3 separate regions of the Homo sapiens genome follow, and all the other regions are linked to region 1. Evidence: read pairs that join two places in POLR2A ChIA-PET (ENCODE). Cell type or tissue: PC-9. All regions are shown on one strand.

The links. Peaks named below come from ENCODE experiments on the same cell type or tissue, not always from the same donor. Only the 100,000 strongest peaks of a DNase experiment are listed, where the experiment ranks them.
Region 2: POLR2A ChIA-PET joins it to region 1 with 5 read pairs; 1 of 35 experiments calls an interaction of 5 or more read pairs at or near these places.
Region 3: POLR2A ChIA-PET joins it to region 1 with 5 read pairs; 1 of 35 experiments calls an interaction of 5 or more read pairs at or near these places.

The regions. Positions count from the first base shown.
Region 1 is chr2:153,590,484-153,595,483 of GRCh38, reverse strand. It overlaps a transcript of GALNT13 not described here. Among named protein-coding and RNA genes, the nearest start is that of RPRM, 110 kb to the right of the region's middle. RefSeq lists enhancers at 2,287-2,876, 1,749-2,948. In PC-9, no CTCF peak of the experiment used is centred here; a DNase peak (open chromatin) is centred at 2,223; H3K4me3 peaks cover 3,429 bases; H3K27ac peaks cover 3,912 bases.
Region 2 is chr2:153,430,396-153,435,395 of GRCh38, reverse strand. It overlaps a transcript of GALNT13 not described here. Among named protein-coding and RNA genes, the nearest start is that of RPRM, 46 kb to the left of the region's middle. In PC-9, no CTCF peak of the experiment used is centred here; a DNase peak (open chromatin) is centred at 2,855.
Region 3 is chr2:152,728,172-152,733,171 of GRCh38, reverse strand. The region is part of intron 2 of ARL6IP6 (ARF like GTPase 6 interacting protein 6); the gene reads right to left. Among named protein-coding and RNA genes, the nearest start is that of ARL6IP6, 12 kb to the right of the region's middle. In PC-9, no CTCF peak of the experiment used is centred here; DNase peaks (open chromatin) are centred at 2,011 and 2,411; H3K4me3 peaks cover 897 bases; H3K27ac peaks cover 1,549 bases.

The sequences.
Region 1 (5,000 bases):
CTTATATTGAAATAATTTTATATCTGAGTTTTTTATATAACATAAAATTTTGTTTTATTATACAAACTGAGTGCCTTTTTATTTTAATAGATATCTTCTTTACATTTATTGTTATAAACAAACATTTAAATTTGGTCATTTCATTTTTTTAATTTTTAATCTTCATTTTTTTCCTATTATTTGGCACGTGGTCTCTATTATCTACTTTGAGTGTGATTTTTTTTCCCCATCAAATTACATTGAAGTTTTATTTTCTTCTTTTGATTTTGTAATGGATACTATTAACACTTCAAATCATATAAGTAAACCTTTATTTATTACCAACTCTAAAATATTTAAATACTACAAAAAAAGTACATTTTCTCCTATTTTTTCACTCCCTCCATGCCACAATATATTAACATTTTATATTTTGTCTAGAATTATGTCAGTTGTATTTCTTATGGATCCAAGATTTATTTTTGTAATTACTTAGATTTAGATTGAATTTTAGTATTCTTTCACATAGCTTCATCATTCCTGAGACTGTAATTTTGATCTGCTTATTGGTTGGCTGAAATTTGTAGTCAAATAGTTTTATTTTCCAAGGACTCATAAGTGCTATATACTTGAGATTTTTAATGCTTGAGAATGTATTTGTTTTAGCTAGATGACGGCAGAAGCGATTAGCAAAATGGATAATGAAAGATTACATTTTATGTTGCTTTTAACTTGTAAAACTATTGTGTTTACAATTTGTACTTAGAAAAACAGTCAGGGGACCCGCTTGAGTAAAAGCAGATAATGAGATAAGTTTTGAACAAATATATTTACCTTCATCATATACTTGATATGTTCAAAAGGAAATATAGGTCTGCAGTTAGGAAGAAATATCACAACTGAAAGGTAAAGGTATTAGAGTTTCAGCATATAGGTGCAAGTTGAATTTATTAGAAGAGATAAGATTACAAAAAAAATGAGGATAATTGAAAGATTTCTGTGCAATATGATCACTTAAAGGCAAGTGAAAGGGAGATCATGATTAGAAAACATAATCAGAACTAGGAAGAAACTCAGAAGATAGTATCGTGGAAGACAAGTCGAGAAAAAATGTTTCCAAAAGCCAAGTACAGTCACCCAAGGCAAATGTTATATAAATGATAATTAAGCCCTAGAATTTTTAATCAAAATGTAAACCTTCTTTGGTTATTTTTAGTCATTGGTAACCTTTATTAGAACAGTTTTAGAAGAGTGCTGTGAGCAAAATTGTGGCTTATAATGGGAATTAATATCCAGCAGCTGTGTATATAAGAGAGCATGAGGAAAGTAAAATACATAAACATTCAGGGGAAATGTTTTTCACATTCATTTGACTTTTAGATTTCAGAAAATTACCAAAGAAAAGGTAAACAAAAAGTTAGGTTTGACTTTATAAAATTAATAATAATTACCCTAATTAATGTAAATTGCCTGTCATTACTGGATAATTACCAAGTATAGAATATCTATGATGCATATTGTCAATGTGGGTCAGATTATTTTACGGCAAGTTATTGAGTTAAAAAGAAGCCCTTTTCATGGAGCTTCAGTCTTCATTGACTTCTGGAACATTACTCTCTGTACAAGATTTCAAAGAAGCAGAAAGGCCACTAGCTCCTAAGAGAGTTCTTATACCACCAGAAAATGGGTCAGTGGTTTATCAAGTCCAGTGATATTTTATGTTACATTTTAATGTAAACATTTGGTGTGGAACATTGAACATTAAAGCACTGAAGCATAATTTTTTAAGGAATTTGTGCTGTAAGAAAAAGAGATGTGATTCCTCTAGTCTCTTTCCCACCACCCTGATACCATCTTTCCTAAACCCCTACACCTCATTCCACCATGTAGAGATTGTTTACAAAGATGGCAAATGAACAAGTTTGTTGAGATAGGAAGTACTTGGCAAAGAATCTCAACAAAAGCAACAGGATTATTAAGATTGTTGCCCTTTGTCTTTCACTACCAGAGTGGGTAGGGAAGGACCATCAGGTTGGGGCAGGGCTAGGTGTGTCTGAGCTCACACGCTACTTGAATGGGTCTTGCTGTGGCTGCTGTGGGGGATGGGGGTGAGATTCCCAGCTCACTGGAGTTGTGTACCTAGGAGGATTATGGCTGCTTCTGCTGAGTCATGCAGGTTGTCAGGGAAGTGGAGAAAGCCAGCAGTCACAGGCCTCACTCTGCTCTCACGCAAACCGCAAACCGAAGGGCTGGTCTCACTCTCACTGGGTACCCCCAACAGCCCCAAGTCTGTTTACAGATGGTGAGCGAGATGGGCTTGAGAACTTGCCTCAGGCTACCCACCTCCCAGCTGCAAAAGAAAAGGGCTGTGAAGTCTGCACACTGGGATTTGCCCCCTCCCCCGAGTTCTGGCCATGAGGTTTCTCACCCTGTTCTCACCCAGTTCAAATTGTTACAAAGTTCACCTAGAGATTTCCTTCTTCCTGTGGCGCTTTATCCCCTGCTCCTCTGGCTTCCCTCCTGACGGATCTTTGTGATGCCAGGCAGGAATGAACTGTTTGGGGACCCAGCGAGTTCCCAGGGCCTTTCTGCTGCTTCTTCTACCCCTGTATTTCACCCGGCTCTCTAAATTGACTCATCTCAAGGTAAGGTCAGAAGCTTCTCTCGCAAACAGGCTTTAAGTTTCTCCACTGGGGGTGTGTGTTCCGGAGAGGAGGGTCTCCCTTTCCCACTTCTGCAGTTGGGGCACTCGCAGTATTTGGGGTCTCTCCCAGGTCCTTCAGGAAAAGTCCATTTCCTTCAGAGGGTCTGTGGGTCCTTATCCATTGTCTATAATTCCACTCTTTACATCAATGTGTGTACATTTTTTAGCACCCATTTATGAGTGAGAACATAGGATATTTGTCTTTCTGTGTCTGGCTTGTTTCACTTAAAATAATGACCTCCAGTTCTACTCATGGTGCTGCAAAAGACATAATTTCATTCTTTTATGGCTGAATAGTAATCCATAGTGGGTATATGCCACATTTTCTTTATCAAATCATACAATGATAGACACTTAGGTTGATTTCATTGATTTCATATCTTTCCTACTGTGAATAGTGCTGTGATAGACATTCCACTGCAAGTATCATTTTGATATACTGATTTATTTTCTTTTGAGTAGAAGACAAGTAGTGAAATTGCTGGATTGAGTTACAGTTACATTTTTTTGTTCTTTGAGAAATCTCTATACTGTCTTCCAGAGAGATTGTACTAATTCACATTCCTACCAACAATATATGAGAGTTCCCTTTTCACTGCATCCTCACCAACATCTGTTGTTTCTTGACTTTAATGCTAGCCATTCTGACTGTTGTAAGACGATATCTCATTGTAGTTTTAATTTGCTTTACTCTAGTAATTAGTAATCTTGAGCATTTTATATATATATATATATAATCTGTTAACCATTTGTCAGTTTGCTTTTGAAAAAATTCTGTTCATGTCCTTTGCCCACTTTCTAAGGCTATTATTTTTTGTTGTTATTGAGTTGTTTGAGTTTCTTGTAAATTCTGGATATTCGTCCCTCATCTTGGGAACAGTTTGCAAATATTTTATCTCATTCTGCAGGTTATCTATTTACCCTGTTGATTATTTCTTTTGCTTTGCAGAAGTTTTTTAGTTTATTTAAGTCCCATTTGTCTGTTTTTATTTTTATTGCCTGTGCTTTTGAAATCTTCATCATAAATTTTTTGCCTAATGTCCAGAAGAGTTTTCCCTGTGTTTACTTCCAGTGTTTTTACAGTTTGGGGTCTTACATTTAAGTCTCTAATCCATATTGTGTTGATTTTTGTATATGGTGAGAGATATAGATATAGCTTTATTCTTCCCCCATGACAATTTATTTTGTTCTGTTGATATATGTGTTTATTTTATAATAGTACCATGCTGTTTTGGTTACTGTAGCTTTGTAATCTAACTTGAAGTCAGGTAATGCAATGCCTCCAACTTTTTCTTGCTTAGAATTCTTTTGGCTATTTGGAGTCCTTTTTGGTTCCATATAAATGTTACAATTCTATTTTTCTAATTCTGAGGGAAATTATGGTATTTTGATAGGGACTGAATTGAAGCTATAGATTACTTTGGATGTTATGGTCATTTTAATGATATTAACTCTTCTGACTCATGAGTTTGGGATGTTTTTCGATTTGTGTCACCTACTATTTCTTTCATCAATGTTTTGTAATTGTCCTCTTAGAGGTTTTTTATCTCCTTGGTTAAATATATTCCTAGGTAATTTTTTTGTAGCTGTTGTAAATGTGATTGATTTCTTGATCTTGTCAGCTAGGTTACTGGTATATAGAAACATGACTGATTTCTATATGTCAATTTTTATCCTGCAACTTTATTGAATTCAGTGATCAAATCTAAGAGTTTTCGTGGTGGAATTATAAGGTTATTCTAGACATAAGATTGTACCATCAGCAAACAAGAATAATCTGACCTTCTCTTTTCCAATTTGGATGACTTTTTTTCTTTTCCTTACCTGATTTCTCTGGCTAAGACTTCTAGTACAATGTTGAATAGGAGTGGTGAAAATTAGCATCCTTATCTCATTCCAGTTTCTAAAGGGAATGTTTTCAACATTTCTCCATTCAGTGTTATATTGGCTGTGGGTTTGTCATATATGGCAATTATTACTTTGAGACACAATCCTTCTATATCTGGTTTGCTGAGGGTTTATCACAAAGAGATGTTGAATTTTATCAAATACTTTTTTGCTTCTATTGAGATGATTACATGGGTTTGTCCTTCATTCTGTTGATGTATGTACCAAATTTATTGATTTGCATATGTTTAACCACCCTTGCATTGCTGTATAAAACTTACTTTATTGTGTTTTTTAAAATGTTTTGTTGAATTTGGTTTTCAGTATTTTGTTGAGAATGTTTGCATATAGGTTCATCAGTATATTGGTCTGTAGTTTTTGTTGTTGTTTTTCTGTCCTTGTCTGGTTTTGGTATCAGTGTAATACTGGC
Region 2 (5,000 bases), 160 kb after region 1:
TGCCATCCCCATCAAGCTACCAATGACTTTCTTCACAGAATTGGAAAAAAACTACTTTAAAGTTCATATGGAACCAAAAAAGAGCCTGCATCGCCAAGTCAATCCTAAGCCAAAAGAACAAAGCTGGAGGCATCACGCTACCTGACTTCAAACTATATTACAAGGCTACAGTAACCAAAACAGCATGGTACTGGTACCAAAGCAGATACAGACCAATGTAACAGAACAGAGCCCTCAGAAATAATGCCGCATATCTACAACTATAAGATCTTTGACAAACCTGACAAAAACAAGAAATGGGGAAAGGATCCCCTATTTAATAAATGGTGCTGAGAAAACTGGCTAGCCATATGTAGAAAGCTGAAACTGGATCCCTTCCTTACACAGTATACAAAAATTAATTCAAGATGGATTAAAGACTTACAGGTTAGACCTAAAACCATAAAAACCCTAGAAGAAAATCTAGGCAATACCATTCAGGACATAGGCATGGGCAAGGACTTCATGTCTAAAACACCAAAAGCAATGGCAACAAAAGACAAAATTGACAAATGGGATCTAATTAAACTAAAGAGCTTCTGCACAGCAAAAGAAACTACCATCAGAGTGAACAGGCAACCTACAAAATGGGAGACAATTTTTGCAACCTACTTATCTGACAAAGGGCTAATATCCAGAATCTACAATGAACTCAAACAAATTTACAAGAAAAAAACCAAACAACCCCATCAAAAAGTGGGCAAAGTATACGAACAGACACTTCTCAAAAGAAGACATTTATGCAGCCAAAAAACACATGAAAAAACTCATCATCACTGGCCATCAGAGAAATGCAAATCAAAACCACAATGAGATACCATCTCACACCAGTTAGAATGGTGATCATTAAAAAGTCAGGAAACAACAGGTGCTGGAGAGGATGTGGAGAAACAGGAACACTTTCACATGGTTGGTGGGACTGTAAACTAGTTCAACCATTGTGGAAGTCGGTGTGGCGATTCCTCAGGGATCTACAACTAGAAAGACCATTTGACCCAGCCATCCCATTACTGGGTATATACCCAAAGGATTATAAATCATGCTGCTATAAAGACACATGCACATGTATGTTTATTGCAGCACTATTCACAATAGCAAAGACTTGGAACCAACCCAAATGTCCAACAATGATAGACTGGATTAAGAAAATGTGGCACATATACACCATGGAATACTATGCAGCCATAAAAAATGATGAGTTTATGTCCTTTGTAGGGACATGGATGAAGCTGGAAACCATCATTCTCAGCAAACTATTGCCAGGACAAAAAACCAAACACCGCATGTTCTCACTCATAGGTGGGAATTGAACAATGAGAACACATGAACACAACAAGGGGAACATCACACACCGGGGACTGTTGTGGGGTGGGGGGAGCAGGGAGGGATAGCATTAGGAGATATACCTAATGCTAAACGACGAGTTAATGGGTGCAGCACACCAACATGGCACATGTATACATATGTAACAAACCTGTACGTGGTGCACATGTACCCTAAAACTTAAAGTATAATAATAATAAAATTAAAAAAAAGTATAAGTAACTATCTGATAAGGCCATTATTTCTAATTTTTTCAAATATATGTTCGGATTTAATGATGTTAAAACTCTTCTCTTTTGAGGGTAAAAAGTTGTTGAAGTACATGGAGAGTTGGTTCAATTTTTTAATTTAAAAGATGAAGAAAATTCCTGCTCCGCTAAACTCTACCTTCTCTAGGTATTTGCTAAGGATTTTTTTTGCAAAGAATATGCTGACTCTGTAATTAAAAAAATGTATTATTAAAGTCTGAAACTTTACTTAGAAGTTATGTGGAATAGTTAATATTTATTTGAAAAAACAAGCATTAATAGGGAATGAGAAAAGAAAACAAAGTTAACGTGTACAGTATTCTATAAGAATAATGACACCAGGATAAGAGGATTGCCAAAGCCTAATTTGGAGTGGAAAATTAATTATCAAAGGTGTTACATATAATTGTCCACTAAATTATACTTGACATTAAATCAAGGGGAAATAAAAACACCTTAAATCATCCCATTGCCACTTCATGTGAACTATGAAAGAATGTGGTAGATCAGAACCTTCTAAGACCACAATTTCTTATTTTTTAAATGAGGGTAGCAAGATTGAATCCTGTTTCAAGTTCTCCTTTGAAATCAATGATGAGACTTTTTATTTTTACAATTTCCTCTCTTCTTAGAATAAATAGTCTCTTCATTTACTCTCACACAAAATTTCTCTAATTATTTCCATATTCTCTTACAGTAAGGCTTGACCTCTGAGCTTGTATTACTAGATAATATAGAGGAGAGTCTCCAAATGCTTGGAGTGTCTATGTATATGCCTGTGTGTGTGTGCACGTGCATGAGTGCGTGTTATGTGTGTTTAGCCCCCAAGAAGAAAAAATAAAAGACACTGCAAAAATTAGGTAGGTCATTAAATCAAGTAGGATTTTATGAAACTATTTTACAAATCATTCTGTTTGATGGACATTTATTATCTTTAAGAGGTAAGTTTAATCTAGGTGAAGTTATTTTCTGCCTTATTTTTAAATCATAATGTTGATTAAATCTTCAATAAAACAACTAAAATGAAACGTTGCACTGATTGCAATGCCCCCCAACCACCTCCCCACCCCCCAGCCAAAAACTCTGCAAAGGGTTTCTGTCAGAAAAACAGTCCAGAAGAAAAGGTGACAACTAGATCAGGTGGATGACAAGCAGCACTGGGGGTGGGGGATGGGGCAGAAGCTTCTGCCAAGCAATAGGTGAAACTTGAAACCCAAGTGTGTATTAATCTGAATCACTTGTCAACTTGTAGGGTCACTGACCTTGAAGAAATGAATTTATTTCCTGGTCAAATACTTTCTGAAAAGGTGCTCACATTTTAATCAATTTTCAGGCCCTCACTAAAGTCCAGATTAATTTGTGCAGCTCGAAAGTTAATTAAACCCCTTCTTCCAACAAAACAGATTCATTCCAAACCATTTGATTCCTGCTTATGACCATTTCTTAAAAATGCTTTTGAAAAAAATCCACTGGTGGTAACAGCAACTGAGGATCCCTGGGAGCCCTGGAGTTGTTGTTCACAGTCTTTGGAATACTATCCTGTGGCTTTTAGATAGGAGTGTTAACAATTTTCAACAACACACAAGTGTACTATTGACCTCTGTAAGAATCCACTCTAGGAAGCAAGGTTGTTGATTTCATGGAAATTGAAAAATCACAAATTCCTTCTCCTTTTTTTTCCCATTTCCAGTTATCTTAATATTTCCCAAACCAGAACACTAAAAAAGAAACAAAAAAATTAATTATTTAAAGATGTTATACAAGAAGAAAAAGTAGTTTGAAGTCTGAGTGTTCCTGGAAGTTTAAAATGTTCTTGCATATTTTTTAAAGCTTCCTAGGAGCTATTACAGCTGCAATACTTGAGGGAGAAATAAATGAAGTATGAATATGTGGTCCAATATAATGTGATTGTCTTCTGGCTGTAAATTCAACTGTCTTCACTGATTGTTGAGAAAGCAATGGTGTTATACATGTAACTGATTACTTTTTATAGCCATTCTGTGTGAAATATATTAGATGTTTAAAAGAAATGGGTGATCCCTTTCACAAAGATCTGAAAAAGGCAAACCCTCTCCATCATTTGACAGATGCAGAAAGCTGGAGAATGGCCTCCAATCCCATGCTAATTGTCTGTCCAGTAGAGCTCTCCTGTGAGGCAAAATGAGGGGCTAGAAGCCTAGAAAGGGAGCAGGAGGTTGAGCAGCACTTGCTGTGTCTTTTGTAATCAGATGAACATGGTCTCGAGAACCAAGGGGCAAAACTACTGCTAACTTCTTTGCTGTTTTTGTGCAATTGTAATTTAAATCAAGCCAAGTGTATACCTAGGTGAGGTTCTGTCCCTGCTCTCATCTGAAAAGCCACTATTGACAAGCTCAATTTTAGGATGGTCATTTATTAGCTGAAAGACATCTACACATGGCATGCCTCACGATCACCTCTATCACACTGAGTTTCAAAGCCAAAATAATGGTGAGCTCAGCAGAAAAAATCTGGAAAGATGCTCAAGGCCTAAGACAAAAAAGAAAGGGCAAAATTAGGTTATTAACTTAAACTAGGCAACTATAACATCAGTAAAAATTGTCCTAGTAAAATACAGTATACCTAATTATGTCAACTTTTTTTGTTTTTTTTTTTTTTTGACAGAGTCTCTCTCTGTTGCCTAGGCTAGAGTGCAGTGGCACAATCTCGGCTCACTGCAACCTCCGCCTCCCAGGTTCAAGTGATTCTCCTGCCTCAGCCTCTAGAGTAGCTGAGATTACAGGCATGTGCCACCATGCCCAGCTAATTTTTGTATTATTAGTAGAGACGGGGTTTCACCATGTTGGCCAGGCTGGTCTCGAACTCCTGACCTTGTGATCCGCCCACCTCAGCCTCCCAAAGTGCTGGAATTACAGGCGTGAGCCACCATGCCTGGCTACGTCAACTTTTAAATATCATTCCTCTTATAATCCTAAATAGTTTAAACCCTATATAGAAATATAAGAGCTGGTGAGGATTTCAATTTAAGCAATTTATTTCCTTTATAAAATTTTAAATGAGTAGCTCAAGCAGGGGTCTTATATCAAAATAACATAACTATCCTCAGGTGAGTTCTCTATACCCAGGATATAAGCAGTTTATTGACATATTCAAATATATGAAGCAACTGTCATGGCAGAGCATCCGAGATCAATGGATACTTAAAGACTCAAGAGATCTGTGATCCCCCTGAAATTATAAGCTAGACTTAGTCTCTCTCTCTCTCTCTCTCTCTCTCTCCCTACCTACCTATCTATTAATACCTATCATTTGCATTTTAGGGGACAGGAAGCCATTAGTATTAATGAAAATCTTAAAAGAATACACCACGTGTAACTTTATAAGTCACATATGTAAAGGGTTACTTGTTAC
Region 3 (5,000 bases), 860 kb after region 1:
AAGGAAAAGAAGTTAGATCCATACCAGATACCCTATACCAGACTAAATTCTAAAACGTACCAAATAATCTAAATATAAAGTTGTAGAAGCAATCATTGGAAAAACTGGAAAAGTCATTTATAGCCTTGGAGAGATAAAGACCTTTCTAACCATGATACAAAAATTCAAGACTCATATAAGACACAGAATTTCAACTATATACAGTCAGCCCTTCCTATCCACAAGTTCCGTATCTGGAATTCAACCAACCTTGGATGAAAAATATTTGGAAAAAAAAAAAGTAACAATACAACAATAAAAATAATGCCAATCAAAACCAATACAGTATAACAACTATTTACATAACATTTACATTATATTAGGTATTAGAGAGAGTAAATGGGAGGATGTGCATAGGTCATATACAAATACTATCCAATTTCATATAAAGGACTTGAGGATCCAGATTTTGGTATCCAGAGGGGGTCCTGGAACCAATTCCTCATGGATACTGAGGGACAACTGTATATAGGTAAACACACATATTACTATATATGCATAGCAAAATAAAATGTCAAATTGAATGACAAAAAATTTTTAAATAAAACATACCTTTGCAACTTACAGCATAAGGGAAAATTTCCTGCTAATACAGATAATTCCTAGAAGCCAATAAAAAAAAAGACCAGCAATCCAAAATCCAAATATAAAGTTAAATGCAATTGCAGAATAAAAACTACAAATGTTAAAACATGAACAGATGCTCAATTCAATACCATTAATAATCAGAGAAATTAGGTATCATTTTTTCATCAACTGACAAAAATCAAAAAGTTGGATAACATTCTCTGATGCTGAGGCTGTGAATAAACAGAAACTCTTCATGCATGGCTGTTTTGGAGAGTAAATTGTTTTAATTTCTATGGAGAGCAGTTTGGCAGTATCTGTTAAAATGATGCACATATATGTTCTTTACTCCAGTAACTTTATATGTCTTTAGGACAATATATCTCTGTATATTATAATATACAATTTTATATATATATACCTTTGTATATTATACAAACCTGTATAAAATGATGTATATACAAGATTGTTCTCTGTAGCTTTGTTCATAATAACATAGATTGAAAACAACCTAAATTATCAGTAATGAAGGTAAAGGATTGGTTAATTAAGTACATCCATACAATAGAATACTATGCAGCTATAAAAATGAATGAGGAAGCTCTTTAGGTACTGATATGGAAAGATCCTGAAAATATACTGGTGAGCTGAAAAACTGAAAGTTCAGAACAGCTCTATGCATTTGTATAAATAAGGGGAAAATATGTATTATACACATACATATATACATATGTTGTATATATGAAGAAATGTATATTGTACTTAGATATTTTAAAAAATTTCTGGAAGGATGTAAGAATTTAACATTGGTTCTCTGAGGAGGGAGGAAAGAGTGGTTGGGAGAAAAGAGTAAGCCTTTTCAGTCTATACTCTTTTACACTTTTTGAATTTTGACCCATATGACTATTCTACCTATTCAAAATAGAACTAAGTAAATTTGTAAAAAATAAAAAAATTCAGTCAGGTAGTACTTTTTGAACAGAGGAGCAGCAAGGAGGTCGTATCAGAATCTTTGTGGACTCATTTTTAAACTGCGTCTTTAAAACAGGTTTCTGAGAGTGTGTTCCATGCCTCAAGAATACAGGAAGAGTTGAGAACCCTAGCAGATGACTTACGAATTATCAAATTTCCTGACTATACAAATTATCCACCAGTCTTATTTTAGCAAGAAGCAGGTAAAAAGTACATGCAATGGACTGTTTGTAAATCTTGTGAAGCTCAGTAACAGACTGAAAAAACTGTTAAAGTACAGACTCAGAAGAATTATTAATAGAAAGTGTGGTAAATTATATCTCCTGATAGTTCCCTCCTCCCATCTCCCACCTGTTAAAGAGCTAATGGGCTCTGTGTTCATTTCTCCAGAAGAGGGATGTGGCAAAGCAGAAAGAAGAAATAGCCTGTTTTTCTACTTTACATTGCACAATATTTACAGAAACCAGTGTACAGATATAATCAGGGATAGGAGTGTGGATAAACACAATATGTCTTGAATGCACAGCAAAGACAATGAGTTGATTGGAGTACAGATAAAATGTTTGTGTGGAACAGGGAGAGAGTGAGGGGCTTATCGACAAGTGAGAAAGATTTCCTTAGTTTAAATAAAGTAGGTTGTATGCATGTTTGCACTTATGTGTGTAAATGGGGAAAGGGAGTAGTGCTACTGGGGCTTCCTGACAAAAGCATCTAGAAAAGCCCATGCAAAACCACACAGGGAGTATAGCTGTGTACAGTATCTTGGTAGGTAAGTACAGAGCCAAGCCTGCAGATGCCTCTGCCCTAAGCCTGGCATAGAAACACCACATGGTCATGTGGCTGGAAGTTGCCACATCTGAAACACCATCCTGACCACAATAAAAGATACTTCAATACTCACTATAGCAAATGTCTTGAGGATTAGTCTGCACCTTCACCCCAATATCCTGGCACAGTATCCACCTCTAGCACCTCAACCCAACCTGGAATTGGGTGAACAGAACCTTAGAATAACCTTCCTACCAATCTATCAGGATAGAGGGTAAAAAAAAAAAATTATAAGATTTAGTCTACAACTACAACTTAGGGGTTGCTATACTGCCAAATAGCTGTTATTTGCTATTATTTAGATGACTATGTCTAAAGAGGGGAGAAAATAATTGACAAGTTTACTCAAAGTTTAACATACTTCTCCAGAACAAAGATGATAGTTAAGAAAAATAAAGTGTTTGGGGACTGCTATAGAACGATGAAACTTCTAGATAAGTGAGGAAAGACACAAAGTAACATAAAAATAATCAAATGTGAGGCTTTCTAAAGCCTGTTGAACTTTTTCACTTGAGTGCTTTAATAGGGTACCTGTCAAATTTAATACAAGAATATTCTTGAGTTTTTCCAAAATTACTATTCCACAATCTAAGTACTTACTTCGCATTGAGCATTTTTATTATTTTATGTTCATTTTAAACTAATCAGAAGCTGCATCATGGGTAAGTCAGGTCACAATGATAGGGGTAAAAAAAGTACATTGCAATATTGTGGTCTAGAAGTGTTTATGATTCGGGAAATTACCTAATTCATTTGCAAATAAGCAGAAAAGCCACAGAAAATGGTAACTCCCCAACAACTAAATTTTTTACAAGTCAGTACCTGCAGAATCCTCATGCTAAAATTTTGATGTTTTATAAGCCCTTAGAAAGAATTAACAACTTTAAAAAGAATATAAAAATGAAAGCATATTAAATGAAATTCTTCCTTCCTCAGTTTGCCAATTTCATTCCTAAAAGTGATCAGCTAAGAGTCTGGTGTGCATCTTTCCAAAAATTATATACATATCTAGGTAATACAGGTACATATATAAAGCTAGTTATATATAAAACGTATATATATCTTCTCAGCTTATTTTCCACAAGTGAGATTCTCACCAGAAAAATGGTTCTGCATTTTGCTTTTTTCACATATTCTGGAGACCTTTCCTATCAGCACCCACAGCCACAGTTCTGTTGTGTGTGTGTTTTTTTTTAATTCTAGCTTTTCTCTATTACAAACAATGCTCCAAGGAACATTCTTGTATTTAAGGGTACAGTTGTACAAGGACATAGATGTTACAAATTTCCAGAATAACTGCTACCAAAGGTTGCAGGCTTTTAAATAAATACACACATCCTTCGTTCTTCTCTACAGCTCAATATTCATCAGTTGATGAAATGATGTGTGTGCATATATGTGTGTACACACACACACACACACACACACACAGACAAAGTCTGGCTCTGCCACCCAGGCAACCTCCACCTCCCAGGTTCAAGCAATTCTCTGGCACAGCCTCCCAAGTAGCTGGGATTACAGGCGCCTGCCACCACACCCAGCTAATTCTTGTATTTTTAGTAGACACAGGGTTTCACCATCTTGACTAGGCTGGTCTTGAACTCCTGACTTCATGTTCCACCCGCCTCAGCCTCCCAAAGTTCTGGGATTACAGGCGTGAGCAACTGTGCCCAGCCAAAGTGATGTATATTAATTTTTTTTTTTTTTTTTGAGAAGGAATCTTGCTGTGTTGCCAGGCTGAGTGCAGTGGCGCAATCTCGGCTCACTGCAACCTCCGCCTCCCAGGTTCAAGCAGTTCTCCTGCCTCAGCCTCCAGAGTAGCTGGACTACAGGTGTGCACCACCACATTCAGCTAATTTCTGTACTTTTAGTAGAGACGAGGTTTCACCATGTTGGCCAGGCTGGTCTTGATCTCTTGACCTCATGATCCGCCTGCCTGGGGCTCTCAAAGTTCTGGGATTTCAGTCAGACGCCACCACGTCTGGCCAATGAAATGATGTATACTAATCTTTTCCATCAATTGAAACCTCTTAAGACTGTTTTCATCCAAAGCAAAAACAGGGATGGGTAGGAATTTCCTATCCCAATCCCTTTGCTGGAATATTATAGACACCTATCTAAGGGTATATTTGTTTTGGCTTATTTTTCAAAATAAGCCATTCTGGTGTCAGGGAGCAGTTACTCTTCTAAAAATATGCTGGCAACTTTATTTCTATAAAACCTTCCAGCAAAAGAGGCTGTTATATGCTCTAAATATTTTCATTTTGTTTAACAGTTTTAGCTTACGGGGATGAGGCAACTTTCAAGAAGTTTTATGAAGTCAGACACAGAGGCACCAATTTACACATATTATATATAATCAGAATACACCAGAAAAAAACAAAACTCTCATGGTTCCTATACTAGGGAAAGGTTTCCTATTAAATAAGTGTTAGGCAATCAATTGCACACACTTCATAAAACTTCATAAGTAAACAATGGGATTAAACGTGACTGTATACTAGTAATTTCCAAGTCCTGGGTAAGAGATTCTGACATTTGAAATGTTTAAATAAACTGGTATACTTATATTATGAAATACAATGCAGTCATGA